Regions from separate parts of the Homo sapiens genome. Here region 1 is linked to region 2. A link is an interaction called in ENCODE POLR2A ChIA-PET data of the cell type or tissue named here. Cell type or tissue: PC-9. All regions are shown on one strand. Each heading gives the region's core, and the rest is flanking DNA. Links, peaks and the distances in the headings are about the cores only.

Region 1 (5,379 bases), core at 212-5,211, 220 kb before region 2:
CCAGTATATTGAAAAATGAAGAAATTCCAGGACAAGGCTATAAAAATTATATAAATAATCTTAAATTATTTAAAATGTTTCATTTTTGACAATGGAGTTCATGGTCATGCTTTAAAATATTTAACTGTTGCTAGAAGATGCGTAATGAAAAGCAGTGCTCCTTGCTCCGCCTCTCCCACCTCCCCAGCACTCTGGACTCCTTTTGTCATTTACCTCCCTAATTATAAACAATATATTGTTTATACTGCCCTCTCCCCTCCCCTTCTCCCTCCCTCCCTCCCTTCCCTGCCTCCCTCCCTTTCTCTTTCTTTCTTCTTCTTTTTTTTCTTTTTTCATGAGACAGCGTCTCACTCTGTCACCCAGGCTGGAGTGCAGTAGTGTGATCACAGCTCAGTGCAGCCTCTGCCTCCCAGGCTCAGGTGATCCTCCCATCTCAGCCTCCCAAGGAGCTAGGACTACAGGTGGTGCCACCATGCCTGGCTAATTTTTGTATTTTTTTTTGTAGAGATGGGGTCTTGCCATGTTGCTCAGGCTGGTCTCGAACTCCTGAGCTCAAGTGATCCACCTACTTTGGCCTCCCAAAGTGCTGGGATTACAGACGTGAGCCCCCCGGCATAAACAATATACTTCTGCAATGATTTCTTGGTTAATTACCTTCCCCTCCTTGTGCCCCCTCAGCCTAGTACTCTATGCATTTGTCTAGCAAATATTTATGTGCCAGGTGCTGCCTGGGGAGTGGGGAACCAGCAGTGAACAAAGCAGGCAGGGACCTGGCTGATGGGGCTTCTGTTCGAGGTGCAGGAGGTGCTCAACAGGCACTTGGACGGGCAGTGGATAGAGCCATAGCAGCTGTTACCTCAGATGGGCTGTCAGGGTGGGCTTTTCTAAGGAGGTGACATTTGAGCAGCAGCCTGAGTGAAGGGAGGGAGAAAGCTTTGGGGCTCTCTGGAGGATCCTGGAGAACGTTCCGGGGAAGGCCATTGGCGAAGGGTGGAGCAAATGAGTTCAAAGAGAAGTCTGGGGCCATTGGATTCCCTGCTACCTACGATGGAAAGCCACTGGAAGATTTTGAACTAAAGAGTGTCAGGACCTGAGTAACACTTCACAGGGTGACTTTAGCTGCCATAGGTGAGGTGGACAATAGAGCCTGGCAACCGGGGAGCAGCAAAGAGGCAGTAGGGGGCTGCCAGTGAGAGATGGGGGGGCAACAGCTGCAAGGTAGTGGAAACTGGGCGGCTTCTAGGTCTGTTTTGGAGGCAGAGCCTACAAGTTTTTCTGATGGGTTAGATGTGGAGGGTGCGGGAAAAAGAAGAGATGTAGACAGTTTTAAAGTTGGTTTTTTTTTCCACCTGAAAATGCAGTAAATCCAGGTGATGTTTACTGTTTATGGGGGCAGGTGCAGCTGTCCAGGAATGCAGAAAACAAGGAAAAGTTAAGAAAGTCACTTCCAGAATGAAGAAGGCAAGAGAAAGGGCAGGAGACGTCATGGAAAGCCAGGCTGTCCCATTTTGTTTCATGAATTCAATGATCTTTTTATATTTTTCCTGAGGATGTAAATTACTGTTTTCCCCCAAAGAGTTTTCTTTTATTCCCTGCATCAAGAGAATTTCCTCTGGGTTCTTAGCATCTAATTTGTTTTTTTTTTTTTTTTTTTTTTTTTTTTTGATACGGAGTCTCGCTCTGTCCCCCGCGCTAGAGTGCAGTGGCGCAATCTCGGCTCACTGCAAGCTCCGCCTCCCGGGTTCACACCATTCTCCTGCCTCAGCCTCCCGAGTAGCTGTGACTACAGGCGCCCGCCACCACGCCCAGCTAATTTTTTGTATTTTTAGTAGAGACGGGGTTTCACCGTGTTAGCCAGGATGGTCTCGATCTCCTGACCTCGTGATCCGCCCACCTCGGCCTCCCAAAGAGCTGGGATTACAGGCGTGAGCCACTGCACCCAGCCGTCTTAGCATCTAATTTGTATGTTTTGGTTTATTTCACATGGGAAGCTTTCATCAAGTGTCCAGTTTCTCCTGGCTGTTGGGTCATATTTAAGAATGGGGCTGGGGAGCTCAGGGATGTGTGGGTGCTACTGTAAGGTGATCAGGTGGCAGGCTGGCCTGTTCATTGTAGGGTCACCAGATGTCTGTATTCTGAGGTCTTTGGGACAACTTCCTACTCGGGTAGATAGGGTGGTGGTGGTGTGACCTGGCTGCCAGTGGTTCAGGACCCAGGTAGGGAAGGGGCTGGGGTTTCACGGATCACTGGCTTTCAGCACCATACCTCATCCTCTGCTGTGGCCAATGCTCCTGAGTCCAGAGCATCTCATGCCCAATTTCTACAAAGAATAAACCCCTGGTGTCCTGTGGTGAGGAAGGGGGGCATCTCCCAGCTTAATGAGGCTGGGAAGGGGACCAGGGGATCCTGAATTGTAACCAGCCTCCCTGCACTCAGCTCTAGCTTCACCTCCACCTCTGCCATCCCCATTGCCTGCAGGTCCTACCTACACCTTTCAGGGGGGCTGGGGGTCACCTGGCTTGCTCCTTATGTGGACGTTTCCCTCTGTGGCTGCTTTAGTTTCAGCTTCCTCTGCTCCCCTAAGTCAGTTGTGAGGCCCCAGCCACTTTCCATGTTCTAAAGTTGTGTTGAAGTTTCTCATCTGCTGACATCTCTTCTCTTTATTCTTGTGGGTTTTAAATATTTTACTGACTTTTTTTTTTTTTTTTTTTTGAGACAGGGTCTGGCTTTGTTGCCTAGGCTGGAGTGCAGTGGGATGATCTCTGCTCACTGCAACCTCTGGCTCCCTGGCTCAAGGGATCCTCCCACCTCAGCCTCCCAGTAGCTGGGACGATAGGCATGCACCACCACGCCTGGCTAATTTTAGTATTTTTTTGTAGCACAGAGTTTCACCACATTGCCCACGCTGGTTTCAAACTCCTGGGCTCAAGTGATCTGCCCACCTCGGCCTCCCAAAGCTTACAGGCATGAGCCACTGCGCCCAGCCTGACATTCTTTTTTTTTTTTTTTGAGACAGAGTCTCTCTCTGTCACCCAGGCTGGAGTGCAGTGGTGCGATCTCTGTTCACTGCAACCTCCACCTCCCAGGTTCAAGCGATTCTTGTGCCTCAGCCTCCCTAGTAGCTGGGATTACAGGAATCCCCCACCACGCCCAGCTAATTTTTGTATTTTTAGTAGAGATGGGGTTTCACCATGTTGGCCAGGCTGGTCTCAAACTCCTGACCTCTGGTGACCTGCCCGCCTCGGCCTCCCAAAGTGCTGGGATTACAGGCATGAGCCACTGTGCCTGGCCTCCTGACATTCTTATACATTTAACATTTTTTGGCACTCTTCAATCCTTTGTACAGATTCAAGTTTCTATCTGGGATCATTTTCTTTCCACCTGAAGAACTCCCTTTAACATTTCCTGCACATCTGGCAATAAATTCCCTTAGAATTTGTTTGTCTGCCAACATATTTATTTCTTCTTCAGTTTTGAAGAATATTTTCACCGGGTATGGAATTCTAGGTCAATACCAGTCATACTGGATTAGAGAAAAAAAAAAAAAGAATTCTAGGTTGAAAGTTTTTGTTTTTGTTTTTTTCCCCCAGCACTTTAAAGATTTCATTATATTGTTTCCTGGCTTACATAGTTTCTGATGAGAAGAATATAGTATTTCCTGTATCTGTTCTTCCATACATAATGGACCTCATTTCTTTGAATGCTTTTAGGATTTTCTTTTTACCACTAGTTTTCAGCATTTGATTATGATGGACCTTGGTGTAGTTTACTTCGTGTTTGTCTTACTTGGGGTTCATTGAATTTCTTGGTTCTTGGCTTTATCTTGGTATTAGTTTCCACAACAAATTACTACAAACTAGGTGGGTTAAAACAACAAATATTTGGCCGGGTGTGGTGGCTCACGCCTGTAATCCCAGCATTTTGGGAGGCCGAGGCGGGCGGATCACGAGGTCAGGAGATCGAGACCATGCTGGCTAACACGGTGAAACCCCGTCTCTACTAAAAATACAAAAAATTAGCCGGGCGTGGTGGTGGGTGCCTGTAATCCCAGCTACTTGGGAGGCTGAGGCAGGAGAATGGCGTGAACCGGGGAAGCGGAGCTTACAGTGAGCTGAGATCACGCCACTGCACTCCAGCCTGGGCGACAGAGTGAGATTCCATCTCAAAAAAAAAAAAAAAAAATTTATTCTGTCACAGTTCGGGAGACATAAATACAAATTTGAGATGTTGGCAGGGTGGCAGTCCTTCCAAAGGCTCTAGGGAAGAGTCCTGCCTTGTCTCTTTCAGATTCTGGTGACTGGGCCACAACCCTCTTGGCTTGTGGCTGCAGAACTCTAGTCTCTGCCTCCGTCTTCACATGGCCTTCCCACCTCTCTGAGTGTCTTAGAAAGACACCTGTCATTGGATTTAGGGCCCCCTGGGTGATCCAGGATTATTTCATCTTGAGATCCTTAACTTAATTATGTCTGCAAAGACCCTTTTTTGAAATAAGGTCTCATTCATAGGCTGTGAGGGTCAGAATGTGATGTGGACATGTCTTAGGAGGGGCACCATTCTTCAACCCACCATAGTAGTTTTTATCAAGTTTGGAAAAATTTTGGACGTTCTTTCTTTCTTTTATTATTTATTTACTTATTTTGAAATGGAGTCTCCCTCTGTCGCCCAAGCTGGAGTGCAGTGACACGATCTCGGCTCATTGCAACCTCCCCTTCCCGGGTTCAAGCGATTCTCCTGCCTCAGCCCCCAAGTAGCTGGGACTACAGGTGCCCACCACCACGCCTGGCTAATTTTTGTATTTTTAGTAAAAATGGGGTTTCACCATATTGGCCAGGCTGGTCTCAAACTCCTGATGTTGTGATCCACCCGCCTTGGCCTCCCAAAGTACTGGGATTACAGGCGTGAGCCACCGCACCCGGCCTATTTCTCTAAATTTGTCTTATTTGTCCTACTTCTTTATTCTGTCCTTTGGGATTCCAATAGATATATGTTACAATGCTTGATAATGTCTTACAGATTATGAGGCTCCATAGAGACAGGGTCTTGCTCTGTTGCCCAGGCTGGAGTGCAGTGGCGTGATCATAGCTCACTGCAGCCTCGAACTCCTGGGCTCAAGGGATCCTCCTGCCTCAGCTTCAGAGGAGCTGGGACTACAGCTGCTTGCCACCATGCCCAGCTAATGTAAAAGTTGTTTTGTTTTGTTTTGTTTTGTTTGTAGAGACAGAGTCTTGCTGTATTGCCTGGGCTGGTCTTAAACTCCTGAACTCAAGCCAACCTCCCGCCTTGGCCTCCAAAAGTGCTGGGACTATAGAAGCCCAGCCAACTTTATTTTTCAGTACTGTTTTTCTCCTCTGTGCTTCAGTTTGGAAAGTTCTATTGCTG
Region 2 (5,379 bases), core at 264-5,263:
TGCATTTGAAACCTAAAAAGAGTACCAGAGAACAGTTGTGAAAAAATAAACTTCTTTAGTTCTATTCCACTGAAAATTAAAATAAAAAACATCTATATAGATGAAAGGCAGTATAGATTATAATTAGTAAAATATATACATTATAGAAAATAAACTGACTTTCTGTGATGGCAAAGTTGCTTTAATCAGAGATGTCTTTGAGGAGTTTCATGTAATATATTCAAATAAATAATAGTTTCATATTTTTTAAAAACATATGAGGCATTGGAAATATTAATTTTGTGACAGTTTACAAAATGAAATACAGGTACATTTTGGGTACATATGATTACAAACTTATAGAAGAATTTCCAGAACAGTATAAAGCAGGTATTTTCTTCACCCACCTCAGGCTTTGACCCTTGCACTGGGCTAATGTTCCTCTGTGTGGATGATGCCTTCCTTACATTCCTCCAGCTCTAACACCCCACATTGGGCCACCCTCTAATCCCTTCTCTCTGCAGTAACTCCCTCACCCTGCTTAGGCTCTAACATCGAACTCCAGGGTACCTCCCCCATGCGGATGCCCTCCTAACCCACTTGGGCACCAATATTCCACACTGGGGTCGGGTGCGGTCTCATGCCTGTAATCCCAGCACTTTGGGAGGCCAAGGTGGGCAGATCACTTTGAGGTTAGCGGTTCCAGACCAGCCTGGCCAACATGGCGAAACCCCATTGCTACTAAAAATACAAAAATTAGCTGAGTGTGGTGACGCGTTCCTGTAATCCCAGCTACTCGGGAGGCTGAAGTAGGAGAATTGCTTGAACCCAGGAGCCAGAGGTTGCAGTGAACCGAGATCATGCCATTGCACTCCAGCCTGGACAACAGAGTGAGACTCTGTCTCAAAAAAAAAAAAAAAAAAAAAATTCCACACTGGGCCTTGCTGCCCACTCAAAGACATCTATTTTGTTTAATCCCATCTAAAGGCTTTTATACTGAATTGCTACAGAAGAAAGGTGTTTTATTTTTTAGTGCTTAAATTACAAATACAAATAAAGACAACTGAGCTTCAACTATGTACAAGGCACTGTTCTAGGTCTAGTGGAACTATATAGCCCTCTAAGAGCTTCTTTCATGACTGAGGAACCCACAACATCTCTACTTACTAGTCATGATATTTTTCAGTCACAAGTGGTAAAAACAAAAACAAAAACAAAACTACCTGAACATGCCTTAAATAAGGAAAACTATCATCTTACATAACAAAAGGACCACAGTTGGTTACTTCAGTGGCTGAACTTTATCAAAGATGCAGTTTCCCTATCTTTGTGCTATGCCATCCTGATTGTGTCAGCATTGCTCTCAGGCTAATATGGCATCACGATGACTGCCACAGTCAAGGTTCATCACATACATCCCCAACAGGCCCTGAGAAAAACAGACCCTCCCCTGTGTCTTTTTAAGTGCAAGGAAAATTGTCCCAGAAGCCTCCCAGACTCCCAAGCTTCCCCTCTCATTTCACTGCCCTGAAGTGGATCACATGCTCATGCCTAAGCCAACCTCTGGCAAGGGGATGGCACCCTCTGACTGGCTGGGTCTAATCAGGATTCATGGGATAGGGCTTGGTCAGTTTCCCTTGAGGTATTCGGCTACCTGGAGGAAATGGATACCTACCAACCTGAACAAAACCGAGTTTTTAGGAATGGCAGTAGAGAATGGATATAGGGTATTCAACCTGCTGTGTCTGCTACAGACAACTGTGCCTGTAGCATAGCTGTACACTTTACAACTTTGAATTTATATGTAATGAACATTTGTTGTTTTTGCCTGCCCCATCAATTCCTCTTCTGATAATAACTTATTTTCTTGCAGGGAACCATCCTTTTGTATTCTCCAGCTAGAACTACTGAAGAAAAAGATATCTTTCCATTAGGGTGGCTTAGCTGATAAAATGTACAACTAGAGTTATAGATGGCTGTTTTTTTCATTGCCTTATAGGGAGGGCCTGTACAAAAATGAAACCAACATAGAAAAAAGCAGAGGTATGTGGTGAAGAGAGATTACCTCGATGAAATAATTTGATGCCCTGAATCCAGTCATACCTTAAATTTATCCCTTACACTTCCCAGTTACATGAACCAACAAATCTTTATTTTCCTACGGACAGTTTCTATTACTCTCAATCAATAGTCCTGACAAATACATTATATACCACATTTTCCTATGTGCACAATCAAGGAGAAGTAGGAGAGGAAGAGAAATGTTTATTTCCTTTTAGAGGCAGAGAAATTAAAGTACCCAAAGGTTAAATGACAGGTTAGTATGTTCTGCCCATGAGAATATGCTATCCTTCATGTAAGCTGGAGAATCCAATACAAAGATTATAATAATTATACAAATATTTAGCAAAATATTCCATAAAATTTCAGTAAAAAAATTTAATACATTGCCTTTGAAGTCCAGGATTGCAGAAGTGGGAGAAAAGATGACATGTTTTATGTGGCATGAACAAATGGCATTGCCCGTAATACTCTAACATGGCTTAAAGAGGATGTTCATGCCCACAGAGCTCACTGCTGTCTGTAGTATATACTTACTTTGAAGACTAGAGGGACCTTCCTTGATGGTTATCTGACAAGGGCTGTTAATTTCAAGGCCTCAATACTGATACTACATGGCTGCAAATCAGGCTTTTGTTTAATCTGTCCTTGAAACATTTCTCTATTTTCAGATAGCAAGGCCTGGTCGGAAGACGCCATCATTGTCCTGCCCACATAAGAGGAATTGTTATGGGCAAGGCTAGAGTGCTTACATAGTGTCTGAGTTTTAAACACCTGTCATTATAGACTTTGTCCTGCCACATGATACGAAACAAGGCAAACTATAATTTGGTCAGAGGTCACAGCCCTAAAAGCAGGTTTAGTTCCTGTATGGTAAACCAGGAAATACTGCTGCTTACCTCTGGCCTACTCTTAATTCTGAACAAGAATAGCTACATATATTAAATATTTTAATAACCTAATTCTGTAGACATTCATGTTTTTAGATGTTATATTAAGATATTTTTTCACCTGAAGTGTTTAGAAAAATTTAATATAGAACAATGTATTCCATACAGGTATTAGTCAGAGGGGCTGCAAAAACACAAAGCATCAAAATCTTAGTGACTGAAAACAACAGTTTCTCATTTATGTTACATGTCCATCCTAGGTTGGTGGATATTCTGTTCCATGTTGTTCTCTCTCATCTTGACTGGTCACTGTGACAGGGAAAATGGAATATAATGAATTATGCAACAGCTCTTAAGACTTAAAAGCTTCCACCTAGAAGTGACAAAAACCACTTATATTTTGTTTGCCGAAACAGTCACATGACCATGTCAGTTCCCAAGGAAACATAATCCTACCAGTATGGAGAAGGAGAACCAAAAATATTGACAAATGCAAACGATGACTACAATCATAGATAAGGATATTGTATTATACAAGATGCTTTCAGTTGCAAGCAATCTGACTCAAGAGAAACAAAAAACATAGTAGTTTATTTAACTGGTAAATTCAACAGGGATTCAGAAATGCATTGATGTTATTAGGTCTTTATTTTCCACTCTTTCTCTTTGACTTTGCTTTCTTCTTATTCTTAGGTAGACTGTCTCTGTGTGGTGGTAAGATGACCACCTACCACACTAAGCATATATCATCCTTTTAATCAGAGTCCAGAAAAAAATTAACCCTTTTTACCTCCAGAGAGACCTATATCCATCTCTCAAAATGACAGTGGCCCTGCTTGGGTCATGTGCCACCATAATATCCAGGGAAGAGGAGTGCTTTGATTGACCAGCCTGACATGGGTCTATGGACATATGACCATCCAGTGGTAGAAAAGCAAGGCCGAGTGATTCTCAGCCCTACCAGAATCAGATGGAGTAAAGTAGACACAGTTCCCAAAAGGAAAAGATGAAGACTATACCAAAAGGTAGCAGCTACCTACCAAGAGAGCTCGACTTTTTCATTTCCTTCATCATTCCCCTCAACTCTGATGACATGTATGAGACTAAATTCCATAAATATAAACCTATGTAGTCTTGGTGTCATACTACAAATTGTTGCTGATGTTAAGCCAGGTCAATTGTAAAAATACACACTAGGGAACACATATGGGTAAATGCTGGGACAAAACTTCTTTAACTTATTTTGCATAAGGCACTTCTGAGTACAAATCCAAGCAAGTTACAAGGAAATTCCCTCTTGCAGAATGAACTGCTAACAAATTATTCTTGAGATGCTTATATAAATGATAAAATGGCAACATGATTACCAGGCTTCTTACTAGTAAAAGGCTCAAAGAAGATAAATGACTTCCCAGTCACAGACAGCATATAGTAGTGCTAGGATTTAAATCCCAGTTTGATTGTTTCCTTGGCAGGGGCAGAGGGTGAAATGGTAACAGGCATCAGATTACTAACTTCAGAAGGACAGCAATTTTTGTTTTTGTATCTCAAGCAACTAGAACAGTGCTTGGAACATACTAAGTTAGTGATAAAGAAGCCCAAGAATTAAGCTCCTTTTCCTATTTTAAGTAATAGTCAACAGCAATAAAAATAAATTTGGTTTTCTCACTTTGTCATTCTTCTAAAACTTGGCTAAACACATTTCCACAGGAATAAAATGCTTGGTTTCCAGGAAGTTCCAGGTAATATGCATTATGACTTGGCATATCCCTCAGTATAGCTTTTTGAAGCTGGAAAGGACAAACACAAAACAATGAAGAAATAATTTAGGGAAAAAATAAATAGAATGAATGAGTACAGAAAAAAAAAAAACCCCAGCATAGCTACAATATCTGTAATGTGAATGTTTTTCTAAATCAATATAAGCCTTAGGTTTTAGTAGTAATGCTATCTAATACATTTCTTAACCATTTTAAAGAGGATAATTACATATGATAGAACCTCTGCTTACCTTCCTGCCATAGCTGGGTTAAGCTGTATTTCTAGCCAATTCCTAACACTCTCCTAATTACTAGAACAATTTAGCTGATGCTTTTGGTTCTTCACTTAGAGAACTAAGTAACAGAAAAGGCAGCCATGGAGGTAGAGCCATCATGTTAGACTAGATAAAGGATAAGATACAAAACTCACCTGTATTTACAAAAACAGAATTATTGATCATCTGTGAACCCTGCCATCACAGGAAGTCTTTAACAAATTCAGTAAGTGATCTTGATTGCAATGAACTCTCATTGACTACACAAGAAACTTTTAATTTTTCCTTTCGTAGCACTTGGCAGCAAAACCCCCTTAAGAATCCTGCTCTTTTATCTTCTTAAGCTACACAACAAATTTAAATACAAAGTAAAGACTTTCTCAGCAGGGTCTGAATCTACTGTGAACTTTTAGA

The links. ChIA-PET counts read pairs that join two places held together with the same protein. Peaks named below come from ENCODE experiments on the same cell type or tissue, not always from the same donor. Only the 100,000 strongest peaks of a DNase experiment are listed, where the experiment ranks them.
Region 1: POLR2A ChIA-PET joins it to region 2 with 20 read pairs; 2 of 35 experiments call an interaction of 5 or more read pairs at or near these places.

The regions. Positions count from the first base shown.
Region 1 is chr17:29,598,231-29,603,609 of GRCh38, forward strand. The region is part of intron 1 of ANKRD13B (ankyrin repeat domain 13B); the gene reads left to right. Among named protein-coding and RNA genes, the nearest start is that of ANKRD13B, 7.8 kb to the left of the region's middle. In PC-9, for the core only: no CTCF peak of the experiment used is centred there; no DNase peak of the experiment used is centred there.
Region 2 is chr17:29,822,995-29,828,373 of GRCh38, forward strand. All of the region lies in intron 2 of SSH2 (slingshot protein phosphatase 2), which reads right to left. It overlaps LOC124900390 (a long non-coding RNA gene), which reads right to left. Exons shown (of 2, transcript XR_007065694.1): 2 at 164-4,720. Among named protein-coding and RNA genes, the nearest start is that of SSH2, 100 kb to the right of the region's middle. In PC-9, for the core only: no CTCF peak of the experiment used is centred there; a DNase peak (open chromatin) is centred at 2,887; H3K27ac peaks cover 430 bases.